Linked DNA regions of Homo sapiens: region 1 is linked to region 2. Evidence: read pairs that join two places in POLR2A ChIA-PET (ENCODE). Cell type or tissue: IMR-90. All regions are shown on one strand. Each heading gives the region's core, and the rest is flanking DNA. Links, peaks and the distances in the headings are about the cores only. Region 1 overlaps LACTB (lactamase beta). Region 2 overlaps LINC02568 (long intergenic non-protein coding RNA 2568).

What was found. Peaks named below come from ENCODE experiments on the same cell type or tissue, not always from the same donor. Only the 100,000 strongest peaks of a DNase experiment are listed, where the experiment ranks them.
Region 1: POLR2A ChIA-PET joins it to region 2 with 6 read pairs; 4 of 35 experiments call an interaction of 5 or more read pairs at or near these places.

Annotation. Positions count from the first base shown.
Region 1 is chr15:63,127,960-63,137,708 of GRCh38, forward strand. LACTB (lactamase beta) reads left to right here. Exons shown (of 6, transcript NM_032857.5): 5 at 1,526-1,691. Among named protein-coding and RNA genes, the nearest start is that of LACTB, 11 kb to the left of the region's middle. In IMR-90, for the core only: no CTCF peak of the experiment used is centred there; DNase peaks (open chromatin) are centred at 6,042 and 8,032; H3K27ac peaks cover 2,820 bases.
Region 2 is chr15:63,418,094-63,429,089 of GRCh38, forward strand. All of the region lies in intron 4 of LINC02568 (long intergenic non-protein coding RNA 2568), which reads left to right. Among named protein-coding and RNA genes, the nearest start is that of LINC02568, 33 kb to the left of the region's middle. In IMR-90, for the core only: no CTCF peak of the experiment used is centred there; no DNase peak of the experiment used is centred there.

The sequences.
Region 1 (9,749 bases), core at 1,658-9,657, 290 kb before region 2:
ATAGTTCTCTAAATACAACCTGGACCAAAGTAGACATGATAAGGTATTGCTGATATTTTAGTATTTAGTTAGAATTTAAATTGCTCAACTTATTTTGTGCCTTTATTTCTTAAAGAAATGAGTGTTCATCACTAATTTTTTGCCAAAAATCTGCTCTATACAAATAATTATCTTTGTTTTATTTTTTGATTTGGTGCCTATTGAAGCTACTTAATATCTAAATTTACCATAGTTTGATATACTTATATTCATTTTTCATTTTAAAAGCTTTTAGTTGAATAGATATTTTATAGATATGACTAATAAGAGCAAATAAGATATAATTATGGATTTTATCTTAAAAATAAAGTTCCATGCTGGGCACAGTTGGCTCACGCCTATAATCCCAGCACTTACAGAGGGAAAAGTGGGAGGATCGCTTGAGCCCAGGAGTTTAAGACTAGTCTGGGCAACAAAGCAAGGCCCTGTTTCTCCAAAAAAAATTTTAAATTAGCCAGGTTCAGTGGCCTGTGTGTGTAAGTAGTCCTAGCTACTCAGGAGGCTGAGGCGGGAGGATCCCTGAGCCCAGGAGTTCAAAGTTGTAGTGGGTTGTGATCATACCACTTTACTCTAGCTTGGGCAACAGCAAGAGCAAGACCCTGTCTCAAACCAGTTTGAGTTTGTCCAGAACCCAAAATGATATAAAGTTATTTATTTGAAATACTATGTATATTTGAATATATATTTAAATTCAAATATGTATTTGAAACAAAGTTTGTGTGCCTACATTTATTTTATTTTATTTTATTTATTTATTTATTTTGAGATGGAGTCTGGCCCTGTCACCCAGGCTGGAGTACAGTGGCGGGATCTCAGCTCACTGCAAACTCTGCCTCCTGGGTTTAAGCGATTTTCCTTCTTCAGCCCCCTGAGTAGCTGGGATTATGGGTGCCCGCCACCACACCTGGCTAATTTTTGTATTTTAGTAGAGACAGGGTTTCACCATGTTGGCCAGGCTGGTCTCGAACTCCTGACCTCAGGTGATCCTCCCCCCTTGGCCTCCCAAAGTGCTAGGACACAGGAGTGAGCCACCGCTCCTGACCCATATATTTTATTAAAATAAGAACGTGTTTGCCCATTTATGCCCTAAACAATGAGTAGAGGTATATTAAGAACAAAGTTGACTCAAGAAATCAAATTTGCTTTTCTTTTCTTTCTGTTCCTGTTTTGTTGTCACTTTGAAATATTTTTGTTTTGTTTTGAGGTAGGATTTATTTGCTTACTTTATTATCAGAGAAAGGAGCAGATTTATGTGAAATGTTAAGTATGCTGATCATAATTTTATTCTTGTGTTAAGGACTTGGAATAAGGACAGTTGCAAAGTTAACTCAATTTGTTGATGTATTGCCTGTGTTCTTTTTCTGAATGCTGAAGTAAAATATTCCAGTTTTAAAAGTATGCCAATTTTCAGTGGGAATATATTTTATATGTTTTTGAATAATAATCAAGTATTTTATTTTTTTCCTCCTCGCAATGATGTCTCAAGGTAGTCAGTTTTTGTATTCAACTTTTGGCTATACCCTACTGGCAGCCATAGTAGAGAGAGCTTCAGGATGTAAATATTTGGACTATATGCAGAAAATATTCCATGACTTGGATATGCTGACGACTGTGCAGGAAGAAAACGAGCCAGTGATTTACAATAGAGCAAGGTAAATGAATACCTTCTGCTGTGTCTAGCTATATCGCATCTTAACACTATTTTATTAATTAAAAGTCAAATTTTCTTTGTTTCCATTCCAAAATCAACCTGCCACATTTTGGGAGCTTTTCTACATGTCTGTTTTCTCATCTGTAAAGTGAAGGAAGTAAAACATGTTTATAAAGTACACTAAGACCCTTTGATGAAAGATAGCAATAATATTAATAATTCAAACATGAATAACTAAACCAAAATTGCACCCACCATGAGCATCTGTAATTTGCTCTTTAACCATTCCTTTTTTAGGTTTTAACTAATACTTTGTTTACGTGTTATTAGTTTTTAATTGTTTTCATACTGTTTTGAAATAATTTTATACTTATAGAAAAGTTGCAAGAGTAGTACAAAGGATTCACATATCCTCTTTACTCAGATTCCCTTAATGTTAGTTTACCGCATTTGCATTACCTTTCTGTCTACATATGTGTTTGTTTCTGAACCATTTGGAAATAAGTTGTAGACGTGATACCCCTTTACCTATAAATATTTACATGTGTATTTTCTAAAAACAAGGACATTCAGGGCCGGGTGCAGTGGCTCACGCCTGTAATCCCAACACTTTGGAAGGCCGAGGTGGGTGGATCACCTGAGGTCAGGAGTTCAAGACCAGCCTGGCCAATGTGGTGAAATCAACCCTCTCTCTACTAAAAATGCAAAAATTAGCCAGGTGTGGTGGCGGGTGCCTATAATCCCAGCCACGCGGGAGGCTGAGGCAGGAGAATCGCTTGAACCCAGGAGGTGGAGTTGCAGTAAGCCAAGATCGTGCCCCTGCACTTCAGGCTGGGCGAAAGAGTGAGACTCCATGTCAAAAAAGGAAAAAAAAAAAAAAAAAAAGGACATTTGGGAAATTAACATAGATACAATGCTTTTATTAAATCTACAGACCTTACTCAAATTTTGCCAGTTGTTCCAATAATGTCCTTTATAGCAAAAGAGCAGAAAAACTTTTTTTTCTGGTCTAGGATCTAATCCATGATCTCACATTGCATTTACTTGTCATATCTATCAGAAGTCACTTGACATCAGTTTGTCCCATTATTGCTGATGGTATTTTAATCACTTTTTGAGGTGGTGCCTGTCAGGTTATTGTAAAGTTACTATTTTTACTTTATAATTAACAAGTATATTTGGAGGAGATAATTTGAGATGATGTAAAAATCCTCTTTCTCATCAAACTTTCTACTAGTTTTAGCATCTATCAGTGATTCATGACTGAATCAGTTATTACAGTGATGGTTGTCAAATGGTGATTTTCTAATTCCATCATCCATTCTGTATTTATCAGTTGGCATTCTATTATAAGAAGGTGCGGGCCGGGGCGGTGGCTCACGCCTGTAATCCCATCACTTTGGGAGGCTGAGGTGGGCGGATCACATGAGACCAAGTTTGAGACCAGCCTGGCCAACATGGCGAAACCCCATCTCTACTGAAAATACAAAAAATCAGCCGGGCATGGTGGCATACACTTGTAATCTCGGCTGCTCGGGAGTCTGAGGCAGGAGAATCTCTTGAACCCAGGAGGCAGAGGTTGCAGTGAGCCAAGATCATGCCACTGCACTCCAGCCTGGGCGACAAAGTGAGACTCCATCTCAGAAAAAAAAGTGCTTTCCCTTCTCTCTTATTTATTTATTCATACCAGTATGCACTCATGGATTCTTATTTTAGTCAATGAGTTATAATCTGTCACTGTCATTATTTAATATGTTGCTTTTAAAATAGTATATGAAATAATAAAACTGTAACAGTAAATGGTTATTAGATTGCTTACCTATATGTGTATTTTTTGTTTTGTTTTGCCTTACATTTGTAAATATTTATTAAGCAAATACTACATGCCACATACTATACCACATAATAGAGCTAACCTGACATAGCTCCTGCCCTCCAGGAGCTTACAGACCAACATCTAGCAAATAATTCAATTAAGTACATACATTTTCTTTCAAAAAGAATACATGTTATGACTAGGCACAGTGGTTCACACCTGTAATCCCAGCACTTTGGGAGGCCAAGGCAGGAGGATTGCTTGAGCCCAAGAGTTTGAGACTAGCTAGGGCAACATAGTGAGACCCCGTCTCCACAAAAAATACAAAAATTAGCCAGGCATGGTGGTGCGTGCCTGTAGTCCTAGTTACTCGGGAGGCTGAGGTGGGAGGATTGTTTGATCCCAGAAGGTGGAGGTTGTAGTGAGCTGAGGTCGCCCCACTACACTCTAGTCTGAGTAACAGAGCAAGACTCTGTCACCGCCCCCAACAAAAAAAAAAAAGAATATGATGATTATGTAACATAGTTATCAGTGGGGCCACACTGCCCTTTAGATATGTAGCTAACATGGTAATCCCCTAATTTCTTTTTGTAATTATTATTTTAGATTCAGGGTGTACATGTGCAGGTTTGTTACATGGATATTATATAATGCTGAGGTTTGGACTTAAATTGAACCTGTCACCCAAATAATGAGCTTAGTACCTAATAGGTAGTTTTTTAACCCTTGCCCTCCTCCCTGCGTCCCCCTTTTTTGAGTCCTTGGTGTCTCTTGTTTCCATCTTTATGTTCACGTGTACCCAGTGTTTAGCCCCTACTTACAAGTGAGAATATGTGGTATTTGATTTCCTGTTTCTACATTAATTCACTTAGGATAATGGCCTCTAGCTACATTTATGTTGCTGCAAAGGACATGATTTTGTTCTTTTTTATGTATATGTGTAGATATTTAATTGAATGATTTTCTGCTTTATTTTGTGTGTGTTGATAGTAAACATTAAAATGCTCTTCTTATTTGGATTATGCAGACCTCTGCTACATGCCATTAATAAGAGTAATTAAGATTTTGGGGGCGGGGCAAGGTGGCTCACACCTGTAATCCCAGCACTTTGGGAGGCTGAAGCAGGTGGATTGTCTGAGCTCAGGAGATCAAGACCAGCCTGGGTAATATGGTAACACCCCATCTCTACCAAAAGTACAAAAAAAATTAGCCAGGCATGGTAGTGTGTACCTGTAGTCCTGACTACTTGGGAGGCTGAGTTGGGAGGATCACTTGAGCCTGGGAACTTGAGGCTCCACTGAGCTGTGATTGCACCACTGCACTCCAGCCTGGGCAAGAGAGCGAGACCCCATTTAAAAAAAATTTTTTTTTGATATATTATAAAAATACAAAGCAATATCTAAAATAATTGAACACTTAAAAACTATCTGGGTATAAACACTGTTTTACAGTGAGGCATCCTTAGGTACTTTTTAATAAGTTTTAAGATTTAAAACATTTAAACGACATTTTCTCTCCATTTTCTTTTACAGCTTTTAAATATAAACTATCAAGTTGAAGTTACTTACGTAAATTTGAATTGGGTGTTCAAACAAAATTCTAGGCAAATTGCTTAAGCAGACTTTAATATTTTATGGAGAGGCTTTAGAACAGATTTTGACAAGTTAACTAGAATTTTTACCCTTAGGAGTGAAAAATGCTATGATTTTATATAATTTCATATTTGATTCATTTACCACTATAATAGGAAAGGGTTTAGTCAGCTTTTTAGCCTTTACAAATTTTATATTTTAATTTATGCTTTCTCTTATGGAGACATTTTCTATGACTTAGAGTTTTAACTACTAATTTACATAATCTAAAATAACTCTGGCCAGGTGCTGTGTGGCTCATGCCTGTAATCCCAGCACTTTGAGAGGCCAAGGCAGGAGGATCATTTGAGGCCAGGAGTTTGAGACCAGCCTTGGCAACAGAGTGAGACCCCATCCCTACAAAAATTCTTTAAAAAATTAGGCGGGCATAGTAGCGCACACCTGCGGTCCTAGTTAATCAGGAGGAGAGGATCACTTGAGCCCTGGAGTTTCAGGCTGCAGTGAGCTATGATTATACCCTGCTCTCCAGCCTGGGTGACAAAGCAAGATCCTGTCTCTAAACGTTAATTAATTACTTAGTTAATTAAATAAAACAAGCACAAGACTATATGAAAGTGCTAAAAAATTTCCATGTTCAGCTGAGATGAGACAGGATTAAAGTAATGTGAACTAAATACAGATTTCTTGTCTGAACTGGTATACTTCAAAAAACACACATGGAAGTATTGAATTTTAAAATTATAAACATTTGAGCTTATTTTGTAGAGAAAAATTTGAGACACAGTATTAGCAAATGCGATAAAGATTTGTTTGACTTTTTAAAGTAATTTGGGGTTTTATTATTAGAGGAAAAAGTATTTGGAAAGCAAATACTTGGTAACTTTTCAAAAATACTTTAATTCAGAAAGAACAAAATACTTATGAAAGGGCAGTTGTGTCAAATGTTAGGAGGGTGAGTCAGAAGTTTATAAAATGGCCAGTTGAGTTATATCTTGATTATTTGTGGTCAGAATTAATTCAGTTTTTTAAGTATTTGTATTCTTTACTGATTTTTATCTGTTTACTCCTCTCTCTTCATACCATAGTGGTTTTCAAACTGTAGGTTTGTATGTCCAATTATTGAGTTGGAAAATCAGTTTAGTGGGTTGAGTACCAGGATTTCTTTTTTTTTAATGGAAAAAAATAGAATAGAATATGATAAAGTACATTGCAGGTAGTAAAGGTAAATATAAGCTTTGGGATAAAGGTTAGGCTGCTGCATTAAAGGGGCACCAAAATGCAGTGGCGTGAGGAAAATAAAAGTTTAATTCCCCCTTGCAGCATTCCTGAGGTGAGCTGTTCTGATTGGTTCCCCACAAGCCTTTAAGAGGCCAGATTCATCCATCTTACTGCTCCTCTCTCCACAGTGGTGTCCCTGTCTGTACACCTGAAGCTCAATCACAGCCCTGCAGGTGCCCCAGCCTCCTGAAAAGAGAAAGGGTATGGAGCATGTACTCAGGGCCTTAAGGTCTCCAGACTTGCAAGTGTCACACTTCATTTCTGTCCACCTTCTGTTGGCAAAAACTTAGCTGTATGGTCACACTTTGCGACAAGGGAGGCTGAGAAATGTAATTTGTAGCTGAGCAGGCATGTGCCTTGCTTTACTTTATTACTAATGAAGAAGAGTCAATTTTGTGAACAACCAGCCATCTATGCCACTGGCCACTGTGTTGCTCCATAAAACTTCTGTTTTAGAAGGGTGTGATGTGTGTGTGATGTGTGTGTGTGTGTGTGTGTGTGTGTTTTCATTCAGTCAAAAGGAGAAATATATTCCTCACTGTGGGTTGAGGTTAAAAAAAAAGTTTGAAAGCCATTCAGTGGACTATGTCAAACTAAAATTTTATTATAATTTTTGCTAGTAATTTGTGAAAGGGGCTTTGGAAGAGAATTTTGAATGTTAATTACTGATAGGAATTTTACAGTTATATTTTATTTTCCATTTTATTATTTGATTTGTTAGAAAGGTAGCACATTTAACAAATCAACTATTACTTTTACCTTGCATATTTCCATTAGTACATGCTTTACAAATGGTTTAATTGTACTTTATAAAGAAATAGATGAAATGGTGGCTTTTTTTGGAAAATTTTTTAGCTTTGTGTTCTTATCTACATACTAGTTTTGTTCAATCTTCTGTTGTATTTAAATTATAATTGTTCAATTATCAGCTTATTTAAAAGGATTAAATATGCATTGCAAATCAGTTTGTGGCCTAAAAGAGATTTCTTGGGGACCCAAAATAAATTAGATTAGCAACAAGCAATGAATTTTAATTTTTTAAATGGCCTGTGGTTCTCAACTACTTCAGACTCTTTGTGTTTATTATTTTTGGATCTAGCATTATATTTTACTGGAAAGCACAAGAAAAATGATAAATACCATTGGGAGGCCAAGAGGGGTGGATTGCTTGAGCCTCGGTGTTCAAGACCAGCCTGGGCAACATGGTGAAACCCTGTCAGACAATACAAAAAAAATCAGCCGGGCATGGTGGCATGCGCCTGTAGTCCCAGCTACTTGGAGGCTGAGCGGGGAGGATCACCTGAGCCCAGGAAGTTGATGCCGCAGTGAGCTGTGATCATGCCACTGCACTCTAACCTGATGATGGAATGAGACCCTGTCTCAAAAACAAAAGACAAATACCAGAAGTTGTCAGTTGAATCTAAAAAAAGATTCTCTAGTAAAGATGGCATGGATGTATGACCTTACTATGATTTAGATCTAGACATCTGAAAGTTTGAAAATGGACGTCTAGCTCTGTGTATAAGGGGGAGAAGGACGTTATGTCCACTCATTGAGCCTCTTTTCTAAGCTAGAAATTAAGTCTCTGTGAATGTGCAGACTGCAGAGCAGCTATTATTTCCTGTTTTCTTGATGAGTAATTAACTTGTGACTTGCGCAAAAATCAAAATATGCCATATGATGGTGAGTCAATTTCATTTTCTTTTCTTTTTTTTTTTTTTTTTGAGACAAGATCTCACTCTGTTGCCTAGGCAGGAATGCAGTGGCACAATCATACCTCACTGCAGCCTTGAACTCCCTGGCTCAAGTGATCCTCCTGTATCAGCCTTCCAAGTAGCTGGAACTACAGATGTGTGCCACCACACCTGGCTGATTTTTAAATTTTTTTGTAGAGATGAGATCTTGCTGTGTTTCCCAGGCTGATCTCCTGACCTCAAATGATCCTCCCTCCTCAGCCTCCCAAAGTGTTGGGATTACAGGCGTGAGCCTAGCTCATTTTATTTTCTATTCTTTGAAAAAAGGCGATGGGTTTCTATCTCTAGTGTTAAGGGTCCCTATCAGCTCTGAGATGCTTTTGGTTTGGTTTTTTTGTTTTGTCTTGTTTTAATTTTTGGTAGTTCTCGATGGTTCTAAAGGGTAGTTGATTCATTTTAGTTAGATAAAATGGGCTGCTGAAATAAAATAGGGCACTAAAAGAGGAAATATTGTTACCTAGGAAAATGTTTTGTCTGTTTGCTTTATTTATTTTATTTGATACAGTATCTATTTGGGCCTCTAAAACTCAACTCTGATTCTTTTTTGTAATAATTATTTTAAAGGAGTTTAAAGGCACCAGCTTTTTGGGGGAGTTCAGGGAGTAAAAGGAATCTCTTCAAAGATACAGGCAAAAATAAAACCTTGAAGTAAAACTTAATAAATATATATGTTTGGATTCATTTGTTTTATGGTACCATTTTGAGGGGAAAAAAATGTTTCCAGCTTCGTTATGTAGTCTACTGACTTGTTGGGTATAACCATAAACCTGTTTATAATATCCTGACTAAGGCTTTTTAGAGTTACTATGTTTCCAGGAGTAAATATTTCTCTTCTTTATCACTTCTCTGTGTGTTTATGCATGTGTTTAAAATAGTACCATACGGTGTCTGTCACCTGTTTAAAAGTATCTCACCAGAATCCCACCTCACAATAGCACTTAAATTCTTTTGCTCAGATTTGAGTCACAACATCACACTTAGCTGTAAGGGAGGCAAGAGAATTGTTTTTAACTGGATATGTTGTTGTCTTGAATAAAATTGGGATTTTCTTAAATGGAACAGTGGGGACACTGTTTCTGTTTAGGCACATAACTATACTGATTCTGTGTAGCAAATATACTCTGTATAGGCAAGTACACTAAATAACCCAGTAAGTGAACATCACAAAGGAGCTCAGTGAATGTTCTTGCCACTGAAAGACACTCAATTTGTTGATAGGGGAATCCTCAGTCAATGCCTCGGCTTATTATTAGAACTTGGCCATATTTTTTATGTGTTTGGCACAATGTTTGCAACAAAAATTTCTAATTTTATAACTAGATGGGATGAAAACCAAATAAAATGAATATTTTCTGGAGTGTTTGCTGCATTTTTTAATGTTTAAAATTTTTAATTTCAATTTTTATGGGTACATAGCAGCTGTATATATTTATGGGGTACGTGAGATGTTTTGATACAGGCATGCACTGCAAAACAATCACTCGTGTAAAATGAGTTATCCATCCCCTCAAGTATTTATCCTTTGTGTTACAAATGATCCAATCCTACTCTTTTAGTTATTTTAAAATGTACAATTTTTATTGACCATAATCACCATGTTGTATTCTCAAATACTGGAT
Region 2 (10,996 bases), core at 1,633-9,632:
TGGTCTTGGACCCCAGCCTGTGTGTTTTTAAAAGATTGGGCATAAGTGATTTTGAGGCACAACCAAGGATGAAACGATTGGCTTACAGACATGGTTCAAACTCCTTAACCCGCCCTCAACCCACTCCTCCAAACCTACTCCCAGTGCTATTCGAATTAAGAATTAACCCCCGCCCCGAAGACTTGAATGAAGGGCTAGGGTTGAAGCAGCTTCTGCAGGGGCTTCACCCAAAGCCCCCACCAAGCACACACAACCAGCAAAGTGGATGATCAGAGAAAAGACCAGCTCGAAGATACAACAGATACAAAGACAGGAAAAACAGATGCCTGGACCCTGCTTCCGTTCCTGAGTTTATTATATCTGAAGAAAGGTGTTCACAGGCCTAAGATTTAGTGGGCAATGGAATCGTGAAAGTGCAGTGAAGGGACTGTTAACATTCCACTTAAGTCACTAACAACAGTTTCCTCCATTATAAGACGAAAATAATTACAATATCTGCTCCGGAGGACGTTGCAAAGTTTACATGGGATAATAAGAATGAAAACATTTTATGCTCATAAACATTTTGAATCTCAATTAGTTTCCAATAGAAATAATGCTATATAAATCTTGGTTAAGTTCCCAGACCAACTCTCAAAAGTTTTTAACCCCAAATAGAACTGAACTAGAGTATAAATACTGCCAGCCTGAATTCTGGGTCCTAGGAGGAGGAGGCCACAGGACATACGAGGCACGAGGTGGGAATAGGGTTTCCTTTCTCCTTTCCCAAGTACGGGATGGCCCTAGGAATATCTAGGAGATGGGAGAAACTTCCCTCTGCCGCTCTCTCTAGATCCAAGTGTGATCCTCGGATTGCCTGCATTAGAATTCATTTATTCAACAGAAATGTACTGAAAGCCGCAATGGGCCAAGCATCTGTTCTTGGCCCCTGTCCCACATTGGGAATCAATCTCTGACAGTAGGCTCCGGGAAGCTATCATTTTTAACAAGCTCTCCAAGAAAGTAGGATGCACAATAAAGTCAGATTCCTGTGCTGGGCTGAGTTTCCTTGAATTTAGGATGCCCTAAGCCATCCAGACCAAGGCCGGACAAAAGTATCTATTACCTACCTCCCCTCCAACCAACAAAATTCCCTTCCCCTCAGTGCAACTCCTGTCTGCTCAGTAATAAAAGGAACATATAGCATCTTGCACTGCTCCTGAACATCTCTATGTTTTCCAGATTTTCTTGTTTGATATTTTAAAGTTAAGAAGAGAATATAAATAGCAACATAGGCAAGGCTGGATCTTATAATTCCCTGTATTTCCCCGATCAGGGCTCTATTAGAATTGCATTCAACGTTTGTTTATTGTCTCTCTCCCTCTTGAACACAAGCTCCTTTGTCTGCGATATTCCTAGTGCCTTACACAGTGGCTGCCACCTAGTAGGTGCTCAATAAAAATCAGTTGAAAGTTGTAAAAGAGAACAGTAATCTCCGGAAGTTAAGATTCCCACATGGTTGCTGATACTCGCAGGCGTAGTCAAATTTTTCAGAGTCTGCCTTTAAGCCCTTAATGGATGCCTGATAATTCTCTGCAGTTTCTGACAGATAAATTAAGAGAAAATAAGAGTCCAAGCCATGTGAAGGAAGACGATTTGGGACTCAGAGGCCATTGTAAGGCAGGCTGGCCCTGGGAACAACCCTGCAACAGGCTCTTGCTTTACCGCCCCTTCCTGGTTCTACACCTGAGCGCTGGACCTACCCCGCCCAGGCCCACTGAGGCCCAGGCACCCCCAACACTTCTGACTTGGATGAAGTGCTATGCCATGGGCCACGGGATCTGGCTTCTCTAGTGGCCGTCCATAGGAGGCAGGAACTCCATCTAAAAATATGAGTGAGTTGAAGCCCCGTGGGTGAACTTTGACCAATGAGAGATGGGGGATAAGATCCTGCAGATAAATTCGTTTCTTCCTCACATCCCAAAAAGACTGTTTTGAGGCACAGTGGCCCCATGTGCCTCTCTGGAGATCTGCCATGTGAACCCAAATGCTTTGTGTTTCTTGTGAAGCTTCAGCCAGCTTGGCAACATCATCATGAGATTACTTTCCTGCCTGTTATGGGTTGAATTGTGCCCCCACAAACATATGTTGAAGTCCTAACCCCCAGTACCTCAGAATGTGAACTTGTTTGGAAATAGGATCATTGCAGATGTAATAAAAGACGAGGTTATACTGGAGTTGGGTGGGTCCTTAAGCCAAGGTGACTGGTGTTATAAGAAGATGAGAGACACACAGACACAGACACAAGGGGAGAACGCTATGTGACAACAGAGGCCGAGATGGGCATTACACCACCACAAGCCAAAGAACATCTGGGGCTACCAGAAACTGGAAGAGACAAGGAAGGATCCTCCTCCTAGAAGCTTCCAAGGAAGCATGGCCCTGCCGGCAGCTTGCCTTCATATTTCTAGCCTCCAGAACTGTGGGAGAATACCTTTCTGTTGTTTTAAGCCATCCCGTATGTATTAGCAGTACTTTGTTATGGCAGCACTTGGAAATTAGTACACCATCTCACTTCCATTTTCCGCTGACTCATGCTGTGCTCTGAGATTGTCCCTCCATAAAGTGTTAGCACAGAAACTTTGCCTTAGGCTTTGTTTTCTAAGGCAGTTAACAAGGTTATATATATGTATGTGTGTGTGTACGAGTTAAAGTCCATAGTGAACTTAGATCAATGATAGATGATTTTTAATATATATGCATTTACAAGCATAATATATATGCATTTACAAGCATAATATATATAATACATATAATGCATTGACTATATATGCATTACAAGCATATATATATATATGCTTAAATTATTTTTGAAGGGACACATAAGAAACTGGTAAAAAGGGTTGCCCCTAGGGAGGAGAAGTAGGGGGCTGTGGGACAAGGACAGATGAGAGAATTTTGTTTTCCTTTTTGTACCCTTGTCATGGTGGATGATATGGGTTTGTTAGTTGTTTATTTAAGGTAAATTTAAAACATTTTAAAGATAATGGCCTAGGAGGGTCTCTGAGGCTCTAAGAAGGACAAAAAGAGTATAGAGGGACTTGTGCAGACCTGGTAACAGGTAAGGGAGGTGTGTGGATGTCCCAAAAGATGCCAGCAAATTCTGGACCAAAGGCTAGTCAAGATGAATTAAGTTTCAGGAAATAAACAAGGGCAGGTGTCTCTCTCCACTACGGAGCTAACACTTGAGCAACCCCAGGACAGAGGAGAACTCCCCAGAGAGAAGAAAGAGAAGGAGAAAATACTGACTTGAGCAAGCTTAAAACTAAAATGACCAAGAAACACATTTAAGTGTCTGAATTTGCTTAGAATTGACTATTTTGTTATTGTTGTTTATATTTAATCAGTAGTTAAAATGGGAGCTCAAGATATTGTTTAAATTACAGAAAAACAAAATTCGATATTTGGGGGATACTCAAGGTTATAGCTTGGGAAATATTATACCCACACCTGTTATTTGGTTTAATCCTCTCAACCACCTGTATAAGGTTAGTATCCCCATTTTACAGATGAGAAAACCAAGACCTAGAGAAGTTCAATGACTTAATCAAGATTATACAACTTTGAGGACAGGCATAGTGGCTCACACCTATAATCCCAGCACTTTGGGAGGTGGAGGAGGGCAGATCATCTGAGGTCAGATGTTCGAGACCAGCCTGGCCGACATGGTGAAACCCCATCACTACTAAAAATACAAAAATTAGCTGGGTATGGTAGCACAAGCATGTAATCCCTGCCCCTCAGGAGCCTGAGGCATGAGAATCACTTGAATGCAGGAGGTGAAGTTTGCAGTGAGCCAAGATCGTGCCATGGCACTCCAGCCTGGGCTACTGAGTGAAACTGTCTCAAAAAAAAAGATTATACAACTTCTAAGTGTTAGAGCTGGCACTTGAATCTAGGCGCATGTAGACTCCAAACCTGATCCTCTCTTCCAGACTCCAGATTTCTTTTTGAGTGGGGTTTATTCCAGCATTTCTAAGAGAGGTTCACACATCTGTCAACTAAGAGGCTGGTTGGCTCTTAAGGACCAAATCATGCTCTTGGGTTGGGGGTAGAAGAGGCAGAATCAGGGGAGGAATGGAAGACATAGAGGGAGAGACGTGAACTTCCACTCCCATCCATCTCTGTATCCCTTCTTGAAGAAGGGTCTCTTGTCTAAATGGCTCCCTCTTCCTTCAACACAATTTGATCTAAGTATGTCTCTCATTCTACCCTAATTCCTGACAACCCAGTGTTTTGGGGGCCTGATTTAAAATGGCTTGAAGCCAGACGTGGTGGCTTACACCTGTAATCCCAGCACTTTGGGAGGCCGAGGTGGGCAGATCACTTGAGGTCATGACTTCGAGACCAGCCTGGCCAACATGGTGAAACCTCGTCTTTACTAAAAATACAAAAATTAGCCGGGCATGGTGGCAGGAGCCTGCAATCCCAGCTACTCAGGAGGCTGAGGCAGGAGAATCGCTTAAACGCAGGAGGGAGGCAGAGGTTGCAGTGAACCGAGATCGCGCTACTGCACTCCAGCCTCAGCAACAGAGACTCCGTCTCAATGAAAAAATTAAAGTTAAAATTAAATTAAATGGCTTGAGTTGACAGGATAGACCATTGTTCACACAACAGGATATCTGTTATTGCCAGAGCACCGCCCAAGGTACAATCTGTGTGTGCCTTGACGGTAATTTTCCTAAAGGCAAACTAGGTATGAGGTCTCAGTTATTCCTGAATAGGACTAAGAGTCAGGAGGATACAGATGAACTTTCCTCCACCGAGGTATTAATAATTATTTCTTAAATAAGTAGATGGATGGAGGATGGATGGATGGAAGGATGGATGGATGATGGGTAGATGATGATTAGACGGATGGACTATCTACTCAGGACCTCTGTTCGTTCTTCACTATCCTTTAATTTATGGTGGCTTACATCATTTCCTTGTTTCCGCCTTCTATGCTTGCTTCACTCAGAGATGGATCTAACACTGCACTAAAATGCGTCCCCTGTCTGTCACAGACTATTCTCTCAGCTTGACTTTATACAATTCAAAGGATTCTGCTTCAGACCAGTTCTGTGTGATTAAAGGGCAACAATATTTCTGGTGCACACTTGTAGATCGTTTATACAAAAATAAAAAGGATAACTGAGACTATGGAAACTGGAAATTATTTGTCCTAATTATGGATAGTAATAGGAGAGCTTTGTGTTCACTAAACACGCCCGCCCGCTTGGCCCCCAGAGTTACTGAGTTCATCTCTGTTTTTATGTTTTGGCCTGCTATCTGGCCCTCCAGGATAGTTAACTCATTTTCCATCACTCCTTTCTTGCACTTTCCATTCCCGTTGAACTGAACCACTTGGTCTGATTTTCTTTTTCTTCTCAGTTATCAAGAGAAAGGTTCTATAATCTCAAACTATAATTGTGGATCTGACTATAACTCCTTGCAGTTCTGTGAGTTTTTGCTTCATGTATTTTGAAGCTGTTTTGAGGTATATAAATCATTAAGATTATGTCATCTTGATGAATTGACCCCTTTATCATTATGAAATTATCTTCTTTATCTCTAGTAATATTCTTTGTTCTGAAATCTATTTTGTCTGGTATTGATATAACCACATTAGTTTTGTTTTGACAAGTGTTAACATGACATATCTTTTCCCATCCTTTCACCTTTAAGCTATTTATGTATTTATTTATATTTAAACTGAGTTATTTTCCTTCTTTTTTTTTTTTTTTTTTTTCTGGAGATGGAGTTTCACTCTGCCACCCAGGCTGGAGTGCAGTGGCCTGATCTTGATTCACTGCAGCCTCCACCACCTGGGTTCAGACAGTTCTCCTGCCTTAGCCTCCTGAGTAGCTGGGACTACAGGTGTCCAACACCACACCCAGCTAGTGCTTTTTTTTTTTTTTTTTTTTTTGTACTTTTAGTAGAGACAGGGTTTCACCATGTTGGCCAGGCTGGTTTCAAACTCCTGACCTGAAGTGATCCACCCACCTCGGCCTCCCAAAGTGCTGGGATTACAGGCCTGAGCCACTGTGCCTGGCCTAAAGTGGGTTTCTTACACAGAGCACATAGCTGAGTCTTGCTTTTTCTTATCCAACATGGCAGTCCCTGCTTTAGTTTCAATATTTAGCCTGTTTACATTTATCATGATTATTCACATGGTTATTATAAACACTATAACATTTATCATGATTATAACACATGCTATGTGTTTTCTATTTCTCCCATCTATTTTTTACTCACATTTCCCTCTTGTTCTTGTTTTTTTTAAGTAATTGGGTATTTTTCATGACTCTATTTTTATCTTCTTTGTTGACTTATTAGCTATAACTGTTTGCTTGCTATTTTAGTGGTTGTGTTCGGATTTATAGTATGCACCTTTAACTTATTGCTTACCTTTAAGTTATATCATATCACTTCATATATAAGAGTCTTACAACAAGGCCTGTCACGGTGGCTCATGCCTGTAATCCCAACACTTTGGGAGGCCAAGGCGGGTGTATCGCTTGAGCTCAGGAGTTCGAGACCAGCCTGGGTAATATGTAACCCCATCTTTACAAAAAATACAAAAATTAGCTGGGCGTGGTGGCGCATGCCTCTAGTCTCAGCTACTCAGGAGGCTGAGTTAGGAGAATCACTTGAGCCTGGGAGGTTCAGGCTGCAGTGAGTGGTGATCACACCACTGCACTCCAGCCTGGGTGACAGTTAAGACCCTGTCTCAAAAAAAAGAAAGAAAGAAAAGAAACTTACTACAGTATATTTCTATCTCTCCCCTCCGGGCCTTTGTAGTATTGTTGTTATAGATGTACCTCTACATAATTATTAAATTATTTTTGCTTTAAACAGTCAATTATCTTTTTTTTTTTTTTTTTTGAGACAGAGTCTTGCTCTGTCACCCAGGCTAGAGTGCAGTGGCATGATTTCGGCTCACTGCAACCTCTGTCTCCTGGGTTCAAGTGATTCTCCTGCCTCAGCCTCCCGAGTATCTGGGATTATAGCCACCCGCCACTGCGCCTGGCTAATTTTTGTATTTTTAGTAGTGACGGGGTTTCACCATGTTGGCCAGGCTGGTCTTGACCTCCTGACCTTGTGATCCACCCGCCTCAGCCTCCCAAAGTGCTGGGATTACAGGCGTGAGCCACCGTGCCCGGCAACAGTCAATTATCTTTTAAAGAGACTTAGCTAAGAAGAAAAAAGTATTTAAATTGTCTATATAGTTGTCATTTCTGGTGCTCTTTATCCTTTAGGTAGATCCATGTTTCCATCTGGTATCATTTTTCTTCTGCTTGTGAGACTTCCGATAACATTTCTTGCAGAGTTAAGTCTGCTGCTGAGGTTATTCTTTCAGCCTTTGTAGATCTGAAAAAGTATTTCACCTCTGTTTTTGAAAGACACTTTCTTTGAGTGTGGATCTCTCATTTGACAGGGCTTTTTGTTTTGTTTTCTGTTTAGTACATTAAAGATGTCATTCCACTGTCTGCTAGCTTGCTCTGCTTTCATGAGAAATCTTCTGTCATCCTTACCTTCATTTCTCTGTATATAAATGTGTCTTTTTTCTCAGCTGCTTTTGATTAAGTGTGATGTGCCTTGGGGTTGTTTTTTTTCATGTTTCTGTGCTTGGGTCTGTTAAGTTTCTCAGTTCGGCGAGTTTACAGTTTCCCTCAAACTTAGAACATTTTTGACTAATATTATTTTTGGCATACCAGCCCCATTTCAAGGACTCCATTCTCCAATTCCACTTACATTAGGCCACTTGAAGTTATCCCACAGTTCACTGATGCTTTGTTATTCTCCTCTGCAAAGTATACTGTGTTACTAGTCCTATTGAGTGCAATTTTTCATTTCAGACATTGTAGTTTTCATCTCTAACAGCTCAATTTAGGTTTATTTGATATCGTCCATGTCTTTCTGTCATGTTCAGTCTTTCCTCTAGCTTCTTGAAATATGGAATATGTAATAATAACTTTTACAATGTGTTATATACAAATTCTATCATCCGTGTTATTTCTGGGTCAGTTTTGACTAATTGACTTTTCTCTTCATTCTAGGTTGAATTTTCCTGCTTTTTTGCATGCCTGGTGCTTTTTGCTTGAATGCCAAATATTGTCAATTTTACTTTGTTAGATATTGAATAGTATTGTATTCATACAAATATTCTTAAGCTTTGTTCTGGGATGCCATTAAGTTACTTGGAAAGAGTGTGATCATTTCAGGTCTTACTCTTAAACTTTGTTAGGCCAGGTCAGAGCTGCATTTAATTTAGGGTTAATTTTCCCCCCTCCTACCAATGCAAGATACTCCTTGGTACTCTAATAAATGCTGCCTGAATTACGAGGTTTTCCACTCTGGCTGCTGGGAAGAGGCATTTTCTGAGGCTCTCTGTGAGTACCCTCTGAGTACCATTCCCTCAAATCCTTTTGGGTGGCTCTTTATCTGGTTATTGGGGCATCAGTTTCCAATTCCTGCTGTAATAAATACCACAAACTTAGTGACTTGAAACACCACAAGTGTATTATCCCCAAATCAAGGTGTCAGCAGGGCTACATTCCTTCTGGAGGCTCTAGGGAAGAATCTGTTCCCTGCCTTTTCCAGGTTTATAGAGGCTGCCTGTACTCCTTGGCTTGTGGCCCCTTCTATTTCAAGGCCAGCAGCATAGCATCTTCAAATCAATCTCTCTCTCTCTCTTAGTCTCTCTGACCGCTGCTTCTGTCATGTCACATCTTACTCCCTCTTATGATTACACTGGGCCCACCAGGATGATCCAAGGTAACTTTCCATCTCAATCTCCTTAGCCTAATGGCATGTGCAAAGTTCTTTTTGCCCCGTAAGAGATTCCAGAGATTAGACATAGACGTCTGGGGTGGGAGGGATTATCCAGTCTGTAAAATGGTCCATTACATATGATTCTTGATAGTTACTACACCAATGTCATCTTAGTCTATGTAGCCAACATCATGACACAAACTATTAGTATTTTTTTAAGTGATTTTGTTTGTTTTCTCAAACTGACCCAGTCTCACAAGTCTGTAACAGCTTAACCTTCCAGAAAGCATGCTCAGCATGACAGAGCTGGGACCATGGAATGCCTTTCTCTGGCAAACAATAGAGATGCCCAATGATGCTAATCTTCTGTGGTAGGAACAGTCAGGGAGAAACAGTAATTCTTTTAGGCCCATGCAACTTTTGAATGTTTATATAACTCAAGTTACTTAAGACAACTAATTTGGAGGGCAACTTGACAACATCTAACAAAATTGAAGACATACATACCCTCTGACCCAAGAACTCTGCTCTAAACATTGACCTTAAAACTCCCACATGTACACGAAGAGACTTATACAAGAAAGTCCATTACAACTTAGTTAGCAGTAGCACAGAATTGGAAACATTGATAGGAGGATGGATAAACTGAGATTTAATCATTGTCTGAGTTCTCTAAAAAACAGACTCTGAGACAAAGATACAAGTAGTTTATGTGGGACGTGGTCTCAAATGTTTGACAGCAAAATATGATACTAAGGAAGAAGCCAACAAGCCACAAGTTGTGTTCTTGTGGTAGACATGGATGTGCTGCCCAGATTCCCCTTCAGGAAGCTGCAGGGGTTGGCATCGGCAGAGGGCCTCCAGCTGTCAGCTCCCCCAGGGTCTGCCTCAGCCATAGACAGCAGCCTCACCCAAGGTCATGCCCACTCCAGGACAGCCCACAGCCAGGGACTGAGCAAGGCGGAGGTATAAAGACCCAGCCATTTGGGTCCACCACGAGACACTCTAATGGGTGCTACTGTACTTGCTCCCCAGCTCCCTGCAGGTTGGCCAAGGCTTTATCAGGCCAGCGTCACAGTTCTCCTCCTCCTTCTGCCCAGTCCTGTGTTCCCCCATTTCCTTTTGGAGGTGTTGATTCCTAATAAACATCTTACATCCCAAATTCCAGCTCAGTTTCTGCTTCTGGAAAACCTGGCCTGAGATGATTATCAAGGAAGTTACCACTGTGGGCAGTGAACAGCAGCTTAATCCTGCTGGGAAATTCTAGGAGGCAGTGTAGAGTGAGGCCTCAGAGTTATCCTCCCTAAGGAGCAAGGGAGCTGGGGTATTTATCTACCAACTTCCATCAGTCATTGGTGAGGGCTATTCCTGGGGGCTGTTAAATCCCAGGCTTTTGGGCCTGCTCCATGTAGCAACAGATCATGCTCCAACAGTCAAGAAAGCCCGTGGACAATGATGTGTGGGTGCTGGCAGTGGGAGCCAGAGAAATGCTGAGTGCTCAGAGGATATAGGCAGGCAAGACACCAACAGAGATTGCTACATTCACAGAAAGGAATATTAAACAGCAGTGATGATGAATTAGCTATTTGCATCAATATGGATGAATCTGTCTGCGGCCATACCACCCTGAACATGCCCAAACTTGTCAATATGGATGAATCTCACCAAAACAATATTGAGTGAAAAAAACAAGGTTCAGAAGAATCTAAACAGTATTATATAAATTGGAGAAAAATTTAAAACATGCAAAACAAGAATATTTTTAAGAAAGATACACACACACATACATATATATAGCAAAAGTAGAAAAATACGATGAACAGTAAATTCAGGAGAGTCATAGTATCAACAAAGAGGGAGGGATGGAATGGAATCAGGAATCAGGAGGAGGCCTTGACTACATCTTAAATGTTTTAAATTTTTTGCTGGGTAGAAGTTACACATATGACCATTATATTATATTCTAATTTTTTTTGTATGTCCAAAATTTAAAAAAATAAAACATTGTAATAAACAGGCCAGACTCAGTGCCTCATACCTGTAATCCTAGCACTTTGGGAGGCCAAAGTGAGAGAATCACTTGAGCCCAGGAGTTGAAGACCAGCCTGGGCAACAGCGAGACCCCATGTCTACAAAAACTTTAAAAAATTAGCCTGGCATGGTGGCACATGCCTGTAGTCCCAGCTACTTGGGAGGCTGA